Linked DNA regions of Homo sapiens: region 2 is linked to region 1. The links are chromatin contacts, found by Hi-C in ENCODE. All regions are on one chromosome and are shown on one strand. The core of a region is the stretch at or near the end of the contact, and the rest is flanking DNA. Distances in the headings are between cores, read along the strand shown.

Evidence for each region. Hi-C counts contacts between places; a loop is a spot of excess contacts on that map. Pooled maps may share reads with other maps.
Region 2: a loop to region 1 is called in a map with no recorded cell type, with 14 times the contacts of the local background. The contact joins two enhancer-like sites. A Hi-C loop is called at or near these places in 2 of 37 single-sample maps with no recorded cell type and 1 of 50 pooled maps.

The regions. Positions count from the first base shown.
Region 1 is chr3:66,382,782-66,388,941 of GRCh38, forward strand. It overlaps LRIG1 (leucine rich repeats and immunoglobulin like domains 1), which reads right to left. Exons shown (of 19, transcript NM_015541.3): 13 at 3,200-3,520; 14 at 1,210-1,491; 15 at 201-620. Among named protein-coding and RNA genes, the nearest start is that of LRIG1, 120 kb to the right of the region's middle. RefSeq lists enhancers at 1-415, 3,362-3,461, 3,922-4,091, 4,102-4,181, 4,212-4,271 and 1 more. Within about 2 kb of position 3,615, at least 3 of the 41 ENCODE cell types and tissues checked have a DNase peak (open chromatin) inside an H3K27ac peak, as active enhancers do.
Region 2 is chr3:71,083,090-71,088,875 of GRCh38, forward strand. All of the region lies in intron 7 of FOXP1 (forkhead box P1), which reads right to left. LOC124906247 (a long non-coding RNA gene) reads left to right here. Exons shown (of 2, transcript XR_007095956.1): 2 at 1-5,626. Among named protein-coding and RNA genes, the nearest start is that of FOXP1-AS1, 200 kb to the right of the region's middle. RefSeq lists an enhancer at 4,755-4,854. Within about 2 kb of position 4,267, at least 7 of the 41 ENCODE cell types and tissues checked have a DNase peak (open chromatin) inside an H3K27ac peak, as active enhancers do.

The sequences.
Region 1 (6,160 bases), core at 2,365-4,864:
TTCCTGTTTAAGGTTAAATTTGAGAGTATTCCTGTTTAAGGTTAAGTTCCTCAAAGTTAAAATGGAATTAGTGGGACTAAACCCTCAGGAGTTCTGAACACAGTGCAATTCTTTCAAAAGCCACTGGAACCCGGCCCAGTTCCCCAGCATCACTGCCATTCCTCCCTCCTTGAAAGTCAGCTCCGCTGGCAGGGCCTGACCTGTGTTGGTGACACTGTACTCTTCACTCTTCTTCCTGGTCTGGTAGATGATGCACACCCAGACCAGTGACGTCAGGACGATGCTGCTCACGACAGCAATGGTGAAGATGCCTACCGTGGTCCCATCCTTCCTGCAGCCTGCTGCGGGCAGGACGCTCAGCTGGCTGTGAGCTCGCTCCGTGCCCAGGGTGTTGGACATCTCACAGGTATATCGGCCCGCATCCTCTGCCACCACGTTCTGAACCACCAGGAGCTGGTTGTCAGGGGTCAAGTGGTGCCGCTCAGTGAGGCTCAGCGGGCGGTCCCCCTTGAACCAGGTGATGCGGGGCGGAGGGTTCCCCGTGGCTTTGCATTGGAGGGCCACTGTTTCTCCCACAGATACCACACGGTCTTCCAAGGGGACCACCAAGGATGGGGTCTCTACAAGAGAGCAACAGAGATCTTAGTCATTCTCAGGGCCTCCGTTGCTCTGGCTCTGCCCGGTCTTCTGGACAACGGACAATCCAACATATCAATGAGATGCATCTGAGATTCTGTCTCAGAGTGGCAAGCTTTGGAGAAGACCCTTCAACTCATTGACTGAGTCATCTCCATGCTGGGAGTGGCTTCCACAGGGACAGTGAACCTCTGCTGACAAAAGCCCCTGCTATTCCCTAACTGTCCTGTGTCAGGCCTGTGTCCTTATTCTTGACCAAGCCCACATCCATCCTGTCCAATTCTTAAAATGTTCTGTAGCTCTTGACCAAGCCCACATCCATCCTGTCCAATTCTTAAAATGTTCTGTAGCTAAACCCTATGAAGACTCTTAATTCACCAGCTATCATTTCTTTTAAAGAGATAGAAACACTTGTTTAAGAAAAATTAACTCAACTCAAAAAGCAGCCCCAAATTTCAAACAGGGTCGAAAGGCCCACAACGCATACCACCCCTGGCCACACAGAGCATTTGAGAGTCTCTCTCTCTCGCTCACACACACACACACACACACACAGTAGAGCAATAGGCAAACCTAGGACAGTCAGGGTGGCATTAGCTGAAATAGAACCGGCTGAGTTCTGAGCAGTACAGCTGTAAACCCCTGCGTCATCTATTTTCACATCAGTGATGAAAAACACGTCGTCATCCGGCATGACATGCATGCGTCGCTCACGGGCAGCGGGGAAATCCGTGCCTCCATCCTTCTGCCAGGCAATCTGAGGGTTTGGGTGACCTGTGGCAGCACATTCGAGGCGGGCCATGGTGGTGGTCCGGATGGTTATGTCGTGGGGCGTTTTGGTGAATGATGGCAACACTGGAAAACATACGTATACAGGGTCGGGTTACGGGACAGCTAGATGCAAAACCAGGAAGTCCTCTGGCAAACACCTACCTGTCACTGTGCCCAGTGCCAGTTCACTTCTTTTCTCCCAATGTCTGCCCAGGACCACTCCTGCCACCTGTGAATCAGGAACCCCCAGCTTCTCCCACCACAGTTGGAACACTTCCATCCCATCAGCCTTGCATTGTACACCCTAGGCTGGCTATAGTCCCTTCAAAGCAAAGGCTTTTACTCTACATGGCAGTGCCTATACGGGAGTTGCAGGGGGTGCCCATCCACACTAGGTAGGCCTGATGCTTGCCTGCTTTACCCACCAAGAGAGAGGCTGTGGAGATGGAATTACAGAGGGAAGGTGGGCATGCCTCCACCTTGGGAGAGCAATGGGATGGCTCATCCGTTTGGATGGGTGTTCATGGGATGAATGGGATGGCTCATCCATTTGGATGGTTGTTCACCCAGGCTGTTCCTGCCCACTGCCGTATACCCAGGCAGGAAGCATTCAGCTTGCTAGCTTGCTCAGCCTAAAGATCGATGTCCTGACAGAGTGGGACGCATCCAGCCACGTGTCAGGCACCACCAGAGTTCCTGTCAACGTCAATTTTGGGGAGAGTCTAACAAACAGCTGAGTCTTTCGGAAGCTGTGAGGACTTGGAATAAGCCAAGACAACCCCACTACAGTGTGGTAAAGAAGGTGTTTCGCTGTGATCTGTGGGGGCTTAAAGAGCAAAGCAGATCCACCATTCTGATGATTCTCAAGCCAATTCTTTTTAACTAGAGAGTTAGTAATCAGGATAACCCCATTAGGTTACTGGGGTGGGACAGTAAACTCTTCAAGCTATCTACTCCCCACCCCCCTCCTCCAAACACACAATAACACATGGTCCCCTTGACAAGCTCCAAGGCTGGTTAATGAGTAAAAACCTGTCAACTGCCAGGACACTGTGTCTTTCAGGCCAGGGCTCACACCAGCCTTGCACTCCACAGTCTCTGGAGCAGTAGCTAGCCTCTGACTCCAATGCTGTGCCATCTACTCAAAGAACAGCAGCTTCCCCAGGCTAAGGGGTATTTGGAATTTGGAAGCCAGATCTCTTGGCTTATAGAGGATAAGAACTGGACAAAACAAGGCTTAGCTCTCCACAATTTGACTTAATAACTAGTTTTTGTTTTGTTTTTGAGACAGTCTCACTTTGACACCCAGGCTGGAATGCAGTGGAGTGATCTCGGCTCACTGCAACGTCCACCTCCTGGGTTCAAGCAATTCTTGTGCCTCAGCCTCCCAAGTAGCTGGGATTACAGGCATGTGCCACCACACCTGGCTAATTTTTGTATTTTTAGTAGAGACGGGGTTTCACTATGTTGGCCACACTAGTCTCGAACTCCTGGCTTCAAGTGATCTGCCCACCTCAGTCTCCCAACTGCTGGGATTACAGGCATGAGCCACAGCACCCGGCCAATAACTAGATTTTTAAAACTCACCAAAAACAAGTAACTCATTGTGAATAACCCTTGAAATCTGCAAAACTTGCTCTGGGGCAAACCCAGGCAACAATAGGATTTAACAGTGCCCCACAGAAGCATGTGTGTGTCCTGTCTCAGTCATCTCTACATGGAAAGCTGAAAGGGCAATCAGGAGTGTGCTTTGTAGGATTCTGGTACTATAACAAAGATGGTGTTTCCATACCATTCACGGTGAGCCTGGCCTTATGTGAATAGGTGGAGCCAAAGTGGTTGGTGATGACACATTGGTAGCGGCCCTCGTGCCCGAAAGTGACCTGACGGAGGTGCAGGATGGTGGTGTACTCCATCACTTCCCCGTCCTGCGCGTGGACGTGGACAAAGTTCTCCATGTCTGCATTGGTCAGGACTTCATTGTCTTTCTTCCAGGCAAAGGTCATGGGGGAGCTGCTGCTGCTGGCTGCTGAGCATGTAAACCGGATGTCCTTGCCCACCATAGCCATGGTGGTTTCTGGCTGGGTGATGATCTGTGGCTTCAGGAAGTCATCTGGGGAGAGAAGGGTCAACTGTAAAGCGCTGGGTTCTTGGTACACAGAGGAACCAGCTGCTGTTCATGCTAACAGAAACTGACACAGACACCAAGCAGGAACCAGAGCTTGAGGTCCCTGTGCATCCTCAGCCCCACCAACCAGATGCCGTAAGAGTTGCACCATGGACATCTGACCTCATCTAATTAGAAGTCTGTGAGTACTGATCACCTTTATGATCACACTCCTTGATTAGAAATTAACCCACCACTTCTCAGTTCTCAAACCAGCCAGCCGGCAGTTTCCTTAAGACAACTGGCTCTGCCTGCTGACTTTCACACAAAACAGTCAGGCACCACTGGTCATGACTGCAGAGATCTTACCCACAAACCTTACTCCAAAAGGAGGGGGTGTAAAACACTTCCAAAATGTCAGAATAAGGACCTCCAAAAATCTGCACCTCCATTAAAACAAGGAAAACACCTGGAAAAATGGTCAAAAGCAACTTTTTCAGAATTCTGGAAAACCAAAGGCTTACAACAATCCATGGATTGTTGATTCAAGCAAATAGCAACATCTCAGAAATGTGAGCTTTGTGGTATTTTAACTTATCCAAAGCCCCATTCTTCCCTCCCCAGCTCCATGGTAGCCTTGAAACCCAGCAGCCTAGCAACCACTCAAGGGTCAGAATGGGCTCCCCAAAAGCCCCATCCTCAGAACTGACACCATGTGGCCTATCTGGCAGCAACACGGAAAGCCCCATTCACAGGATTTGCATTGATTTGCCCTGATCTAGTTTGCCGAGCAGGAGAAGCCCTAGCCCCAGGGCACATGACTACAACAATCAGTAGCCACTGTTCAACAGCGCAGCTGTCTGAGGGGACAATACCCATGGGGCAAACAAGCAGCTGGCCAAAAAACTATAAAGGAAAATGTGGGGAATACAGTGTTAATGGTGGGCTTTGAAAAGGTCCAATACATTCCTGGGGATCTAGACAGCCACATGCAGGTGCAAGGCCATGTGCACACCCAGGAAAGACGTGAGGGGGTCCTCATTTGTCACCTGTGGCTGAGCATGACTGTCTACACAAATAGGAAGTGATGGCACACCCCAACACAAACACACAAGCCGTCGGTAAAGGATAGGAGACAGTGGTTGTGGTGACTTCTCTGTCCAACCATTAGCTAACCACTAAACTAAACAAGCAGGGACTTAAGGGGACGGACTTTATATAGCCTTTGTCCAGGAAAAGTCACTAGGCAAGCTGTAACAATAAACAGCAACAGCAGCAAATCCTGGGGGAGGAGAAAGGGAATATCCAATTTCCAGAGTTGCCACATTATTTTATTTTAAATGCCCAATTTTCAACAAAATATTATGAAACACTCAAACAGGAAAAAAAGCAGTCAACAGAAACTGTCTCTGAGGGAGCCCAGACTTAGATTCACTAAATAAACTTTTTAAATCGGCAATTATAGGCATATTCAAACACCTCAAGGAAACCATGTCTTAAAAAAAATATCGAAGGATAGTGGCCAGGTGGGGTGGCTCACGCCTATAATCCCAGCACTTTGGGAGGCTGAGGCAGGAGGATCATGAGGTCAGGAGATCAAGACCATCCTGGCTAACATGGGGAAACCCTGTCTCTACTAAAAATACAAAAAAAAAAAAAAAATTAGCCGGGTGTGGTGGCAGGTGCCTGTAGTCCCAGCTACTAGGGAGGCCGAGGCAGGAGAATGGCATGAACCCAGGAGGCGGAGCTTGCAGTGAGCCAAGATCACGCCACTGCCCTCCAGCCTGGGTGACAGAGCAAGACTCTGTCTCAAAAAAAAAAAAAAAAAAAAAAAAAAGGATAAAGTATGAGAAAATTTTATAGCAATAAAGAGAAATTATAGATATGAACCAAGTAGAAATTTTGAAACTTAGAAGTACAATAACTGAAATGAAAAATTCACTAGAGGGGCTTGACAGCAGAACTGAGCTGGCAGAAGGAGGGGGCAGGGAACTTGAGACAGTCAACTGAGATTATGTAGTCTGAGAAACAAAGAAAAAAGAATGAGGTAAAATGAAAAGAACCACAGAGACTTGTGGGACAGCATCAAGCACAACAACATACAAATCATGGGAGTCCAAGAAGGAGAAGAAAGAAAAAGGAAGAGAAAAAGTATCTGCAAAACAATGGCCCCAAATTTGATGAAAAATGTGCAGCCACACATCCAAGAATCTTAATGAACTCCAAGTAGAGTAAATTCAAAGATCCAAACGCAGATTCATCATAGTCAAGCTGTCAGGTGCCAAAGACAAAGAATCTTGAAAACGCAAAAGAGGAGCAACTCATCACATTCAAGGGATCTTCATTATTATTAACGGCTGATTTCTTACCAGAACCCACAGAGAACAGAAGGCAGTAGGAAGATATTCAAATTACTGAAAGAAAAACGTTCAACTATGAATTCTATGTATTAAAAAACCTATCCTTCAAAAATGAAGGGGAAATTAAAACATTCCGATGTTTTTATTTTAAACACACACAGAGCAAGTTGACTGTTATCAGGCCTGCCCCACAAGAAATCCAGGAGAGTATTTAGTATGGCTGAAATGAAAGGACATCATATAGCAACTCCAATCCACACCAAGAAATAAAAAATCCCATTAAAGG
Region 2 (5,786 bases), core at 3,017-5,516, 4.7 Mb after region 1:
TCCCCACCAAATCTTGTGTTGAACTGTAATCCCCAGTGTCGGAGGTGGGGCCTGGTGGGAGGTATTTGGGTCACAGGGGCAGATCCCTCATGTCTTGGTGCTGTCCTCGTGACAGTGAGTTCCCCTGAGATCTGGTTAAGTGTGTGCCCCCTCACCCCCAAATCTCTCTCTCACTCCTGCTCTTGCCATGTGACATGCTGGCTCCCCTTCTGCCTTCCACCATGAGCAAAAGTTCCCTGAGGCCTCCCCGGAAGCTCAGCAGATGCTGGCACCATGTTAATGCAGCTTGTGGAACCATGAGCCAAATAAACCTCTTTTCTTTATAAATTACCCAGCCACAGGTATTTCTTTATAGTGACACAAGAACAGCCTAACACACTTACCAATCAGCACATCTCCTCCCTTCTCCACAGTGACTGGTTCATGTATAGATAAGTGACCCAAGTCACTCAATTGATTCAAGGGATTTCGCTGGAATTACTGAGCAAGAGATACTCTCTTTCTGAGGGGTTGCTAAGCTGTAAGTATGTGAAGCAGGGACTCTCAGAAGCCCTCTGGCCTCAGCAAGGGAAAAACTTGACAAAGAACGGAGCCAATAGGAAAGAAACAGAACAGAACAGAACAATTGGAACAGACCCTTCCTGATGACGTTACCTGAGTGCCTGGTTCCAGCTGGGTCTGAGGCCAGGCTAACCCTTGAACTTTTAAGCTCTGTGAGCGTACACACTCTCTCACCCCAACCCCTCATCACTTGCCAGTCTGAGCTGGGTTTTGACATTTGCATGGGAAAAAGTCTTGACTAATACAGGTACCTCCTTCCACAAGAAGATTAGGAAGTGGTCATAGTGTAACACTTCCAAACAACCTAGAAAAGCACTGCCTGAGGGAAACCCCAAATTACAAGGCACACCATTGCAGTTGCAAATCTTGGTTCATCTGATGCCATTCTGGGAGGGATTCCCCAAGTCAACCCCAACTGTACACGGCCTGTCCCAGCCATGCACCATTCACCAGGTTTCAGTTCACCACCTGTGCATTTTTCTTTCGATCACCCCAATTCACAAATTTCTTTCAAGGGTATGCCTGCAACATCACTTTGAAATTCAGTAAAGTATCTTCTATTCACCAAGCCCTGGGAATTTCTTCAAGACATTTTCACCCTCTAAAAAAAATAAAGAAATCCCCTCAAAGTCTTATGATGACCATACTATTAAGAGTTCTCAGTCCAGTGGGTTTTCACTCAAAATTCTTTCAGTGTGTGTGGTTTTTTTTTTTCCCCCAAAAACAAACTCTACAATGATTCACTGATTCCTCACCCATGGGTTTGTTTCTCATTTTTCCTGAATCTGATAGTTTATTTTTTGTTCTTGATCCACTCTGCCAAATTATGATAATCTCACTTTCATAGAGTCTGGTAATAAATGATTTAAAGGAATTCATTAGCAACTATTTTATTGTAATACATACATTCTGGAGAAATACACATTTTTCTTCATGGTGGCCTCTTTCAAGCTATCTGACTGAAATCACTTACTGAGACCAGGCATGTTAAAATATAGAATAGATTTTTCATGAATAACCTGCCCTTGCATAGTTAACACTATTTTTCAAAGTCTTTGCTTTCTCCTAAATAAAATGATTTTTTAAAATAAATCATTGTTGGCCAGGCGCAGTGGCTCATGCCTGTAATCCCAGAACTTTGGGAGGCTGAGGTGGGGGAATCGCTGGAGCCCAGGAGTTCGAGGCCAGCCTGTGCAACACAGCAAGACCCCGTCTCTACTAAAAACACAAAAATTACCTGGGTGTGGTGTTGGGTACCTGTTAATCCCAGTTACCAGGGAGGATGAGGCACAATAGTTGCTTGAATAAATAAACAAACAAATCAATCAATCAATCATTGTTTAAATATATGGATTTGGGCATAAAATAGTCATTCCTTGTTAGTGGCTGTTCATTTCTTTCACTCAAAGAATTTGCCAAAAGCCACTTATTTCTATGCATTTTCTGTCCAGCTCTGTAACAGCTTGCAACTACTTTTTTTCTTCCACTTAGCTTTTTGCTTTTCTTTTCTGAGACGAGGTCTCACTCTGTCCCCCAGGCTGGAGTACAGTGACACAATCACAGCTCACTGCAACCTCAACCTCCCATGGTCAAGCAATCCTCCCATGTCAGCCTCCTAAGTAGCTGCGACTCCAGGTGCATAACACCACATTCAGCTAATTTAAAAAAAAATTTTTTTTTGTAGAGATAGGGTCTCCCTGTGTTACCCAGGCTGGTCCCGAAGTCCTGGCCTCAAGCAATTCTCTTGCCTTGGCCTCCCAAAGTGCCTCACATCACAGGTGTGAGCTACTACGCCAGGCCCCACTTAGCTTTTTTTACTTCACCCCATTAATATTTAGTATCCCAAAGTTTCATTTATTTTCCTGTTACTGTGAAATTCCAGGTGAAGATTACTGGGCTCCTATGGCTTCAGCTTTTTACTATTAAGGAATATTATATTAGAATCATCAACAACAATCCAGTGAAATTCTAATAACATTATTAGCACCTTTCGTTAAGCGTATGTCACATGCTGTGTGTCTCTAGCTGGGTGCTTTATGTCCAAGTTTTCATTTGGTTCTTGTATGGTGGGTATCATTTATGGCCTTTTTTTTTTTTTTACATGGAGTCTCACTGTGTTGCCAGACTGGAGTGCAGTGGTGTGATCTTGGCTCACTGCAACCTCCGCCTCCTGGGTTCAAGCGATTCTCCTGCCTCAGCCTCCTGAGTAGCTGGGACCACAGGCGGGTGCCACCACACCCAGCTATTTTTTGTATTTTTAGTAGAGACAGGATTTCACCATGTTGGCCAGGATGGCCTTGATCTCTTGACCTCGTGATCTGCCCGCCTTGGCCTCCCAAAGTGCTAGGATTACAGGCGTGAGCCACCGCACATTTACGGCCATTTTATAGACAAAGAAACAAAGTTTTCTATTTTGCCCAAGGTCATGGTGGCAGGTCACGATTCAAACATGAATCCTTTGTTTCTAAAGCCTAAAGAGACTCAGGATGACATGGCTGAAAATTCTAGCATTGGAACTGCAAATATCGGATTGAAATCCATCACAACTGTATTCTTTGTAGCTGCAAACCTGAAACCAGTGTCTCATGTTGACAACTGGCCTTGCCCATGTTTTGTCCTTGGCCAAGGGGCAAAAAGAAAGCTCTGCCCTCTTTCAGACTGTGCCCATTACAGTTCTAGCTTACTTATCTAGGACTGCTAGTTAATTTCATATTAAGGAAATCTGTGAGCATCCCATGAAAGGGGATCTTCTCTCGTTCTTGCTTATGTGACAACAACATATACAAACATCATTATTATGCAATGTACCGGGGGGAAAGGGAGCACATTTGATAAATGTCATGATAATTTTATTCTTCGGGAATCTAAAATTGCTGTTGCCTTTTCTAATCTCCAGTGTCTCTAGCTGGTCCAGAGATAACGGCTCCCATCCCAGGCTAGAGACTCCATCTCTAATTTCCCCAAGTCTGTCAATGAGAGGCAGGGACTGAAATCCCAAGTTCTGTCTCACCGGATATTTTCCAGGAATGCCTCTCTTCCAAATCATCAGCGACATTTAACATGACCCTGAGCAGCAAACTTCTGCCCCAGAGGAAAGCAGAAAACCAATTTATGTAAAATTAAAAGCGATTTGCTTGATCCATCACTTGCTTCCACTCCCGTCCCACTTTCAACTGCAACACATTCAGCTGGAATTACAGGCTACCTCTTCGTCCTGCACTGGGGCATAGAATCTATCTATGCACAACCATGGAGAACAAACATTACAGAGAAAATAATGACTTTGGAAGCACCAGGCACCCTACCCAAACACAAGCTACATGTGTGTTCACAGATGGAAACTAACGGCTGTTTACCCTGAAGGCCCCATAAGAAAAATGCAGTCACCATAACAGTAAAATGCAACTTACTATTCAACATGAAACAAAGTGAGATAAAGAGAGGGCTAGGGACTGAATTCCAACAAAGAGCTCTTATAGTACCTTGGATTTCCTCGGGACAGTCCACACCATTCAAGAGCTGTGCAGGCCCTGAAGAGGTGAGCTGCACAACTGATGAGATCAAAAGACCAAGGCAGGAAAAGGGTTGCAGGTTAGCTCAGTTCTTTGTTGGGTGGGTCAGAGAACAGAACTCATGTGACATCATTTTGTGTCTTGCTCTGGAGGTGCACTTAGCAAAGCCAGAAATCCAATGTTAATTGATCAAACAACGACAACAAAATACCGGTTTTGTCTGGCAAAGGATTATGCAACATATTGATGTAAACGGCATCGAGCCGCATCAGAGGTACTCTGACCATTTCCTTGATGCAACAAATAAGGGCACGCATTCCTTGTCAGTGCATCACAAAATGACAACAAAAGTCATCCAAGGTTTCCTGTTGAGAGATGCCAGCTGGTATTGACAAAGGCTTAAGAGTGTCTTTCTCAGACCTCTGTGGTTTAGCACTTTGTCAAAACAGGATACTATTTAAATTAAAAATTTACTGATTCAAGTTCAGAAAAACCCTGCTTTGCTGTTTTTATAACCAAATTTGTGGGTGGGGAAACTTTGACCTTTATTTTTTCTTTTTTTATGACACCTTATATGGGTCTGAGAAGGTACTATATTTAGCAGGCTAGATTTGAGAACTAAGGTGTCTAAGCAAGATGACTATCACTTTCTATGAATTACTGTACATGTGAAATCATGGGCTTGTTATATTATGCAAAAGCGACTCATGTGAAACAAACAAAAATACCTGTTTGCATGTATAAGTTTTGTAAAATCTTTGTGGGGAGAGAAAGGGGAAATACACACTAGACTAGGCCACGGCATAATGTACCTCCCATGTGAATCTGGCTTAGTGTGCAAATGTATGTTTTCAGAGAAGGCTAAGCCAGGGCTGTAAGACTATGGTCAAAAAAGCAAAGCTGACGGTCAACCATAAGCAGTGCAGTGGTGAGAACCAAGATGCTGGGGAATAGATGGAGTCTCTGGAAATTGCGAAAGAGCAACCAAGCTTGTTTCTGATTGGGGGCTCTTAAACTTGCTCTTCCCCGAACCTGAAACTTTCTTCCCTAGATAGACGCAAGACTCAGTCCCTCACTCAGTCAAGGTCTCTACTCAAAGACCATTTCCTCAGAGTCCTTCCCTGGCCAGCCAGTCAAACATGGGACTGTCATCACCACGGTGTTTATCTTAATCTACTTTGTTTTCTTACAGATTTCATCGTCACACAACATGTGGTGATACATTGTTTTGTTTTTTGTTTTTTTTTTTTTGGCTTACCAGTTTAATGTCCCATAAGAATGTAATCTCCCGGCTGCTTTCTCTGCTGCTCACTCTAGGTGCCTCACTCTAGGTGTCTAGGTCAACACAACCACCCAATAATTTGTCAGATGTTTGTTGAACAGGGAATCTCATGAACAGTCTATTTGAGTTGCGTAAAGGATCTCATTATTTTTCTTGAACTTTCACCTGTCTAGCTAACTATTTATGGGAAAGGTACTAACAAAGTCATTCCAATGATGTCAAAGACTTCTGAGACACCAGAGATGCAGTTAGATATAAATATTAAACTACTTATTTTGCCTTAAAATCACTCTGAGATTATCTTTGAAGGTCTTACAGCTTTGAGAATATGCAACTTCCCATTGTTTAGGGGGAAACGCTGGAGGAAATTTGCATAATTTGAGAAAGAAATCGAACTCACCAAATACCTTAGTGCAGTTCATCTCTTTTGT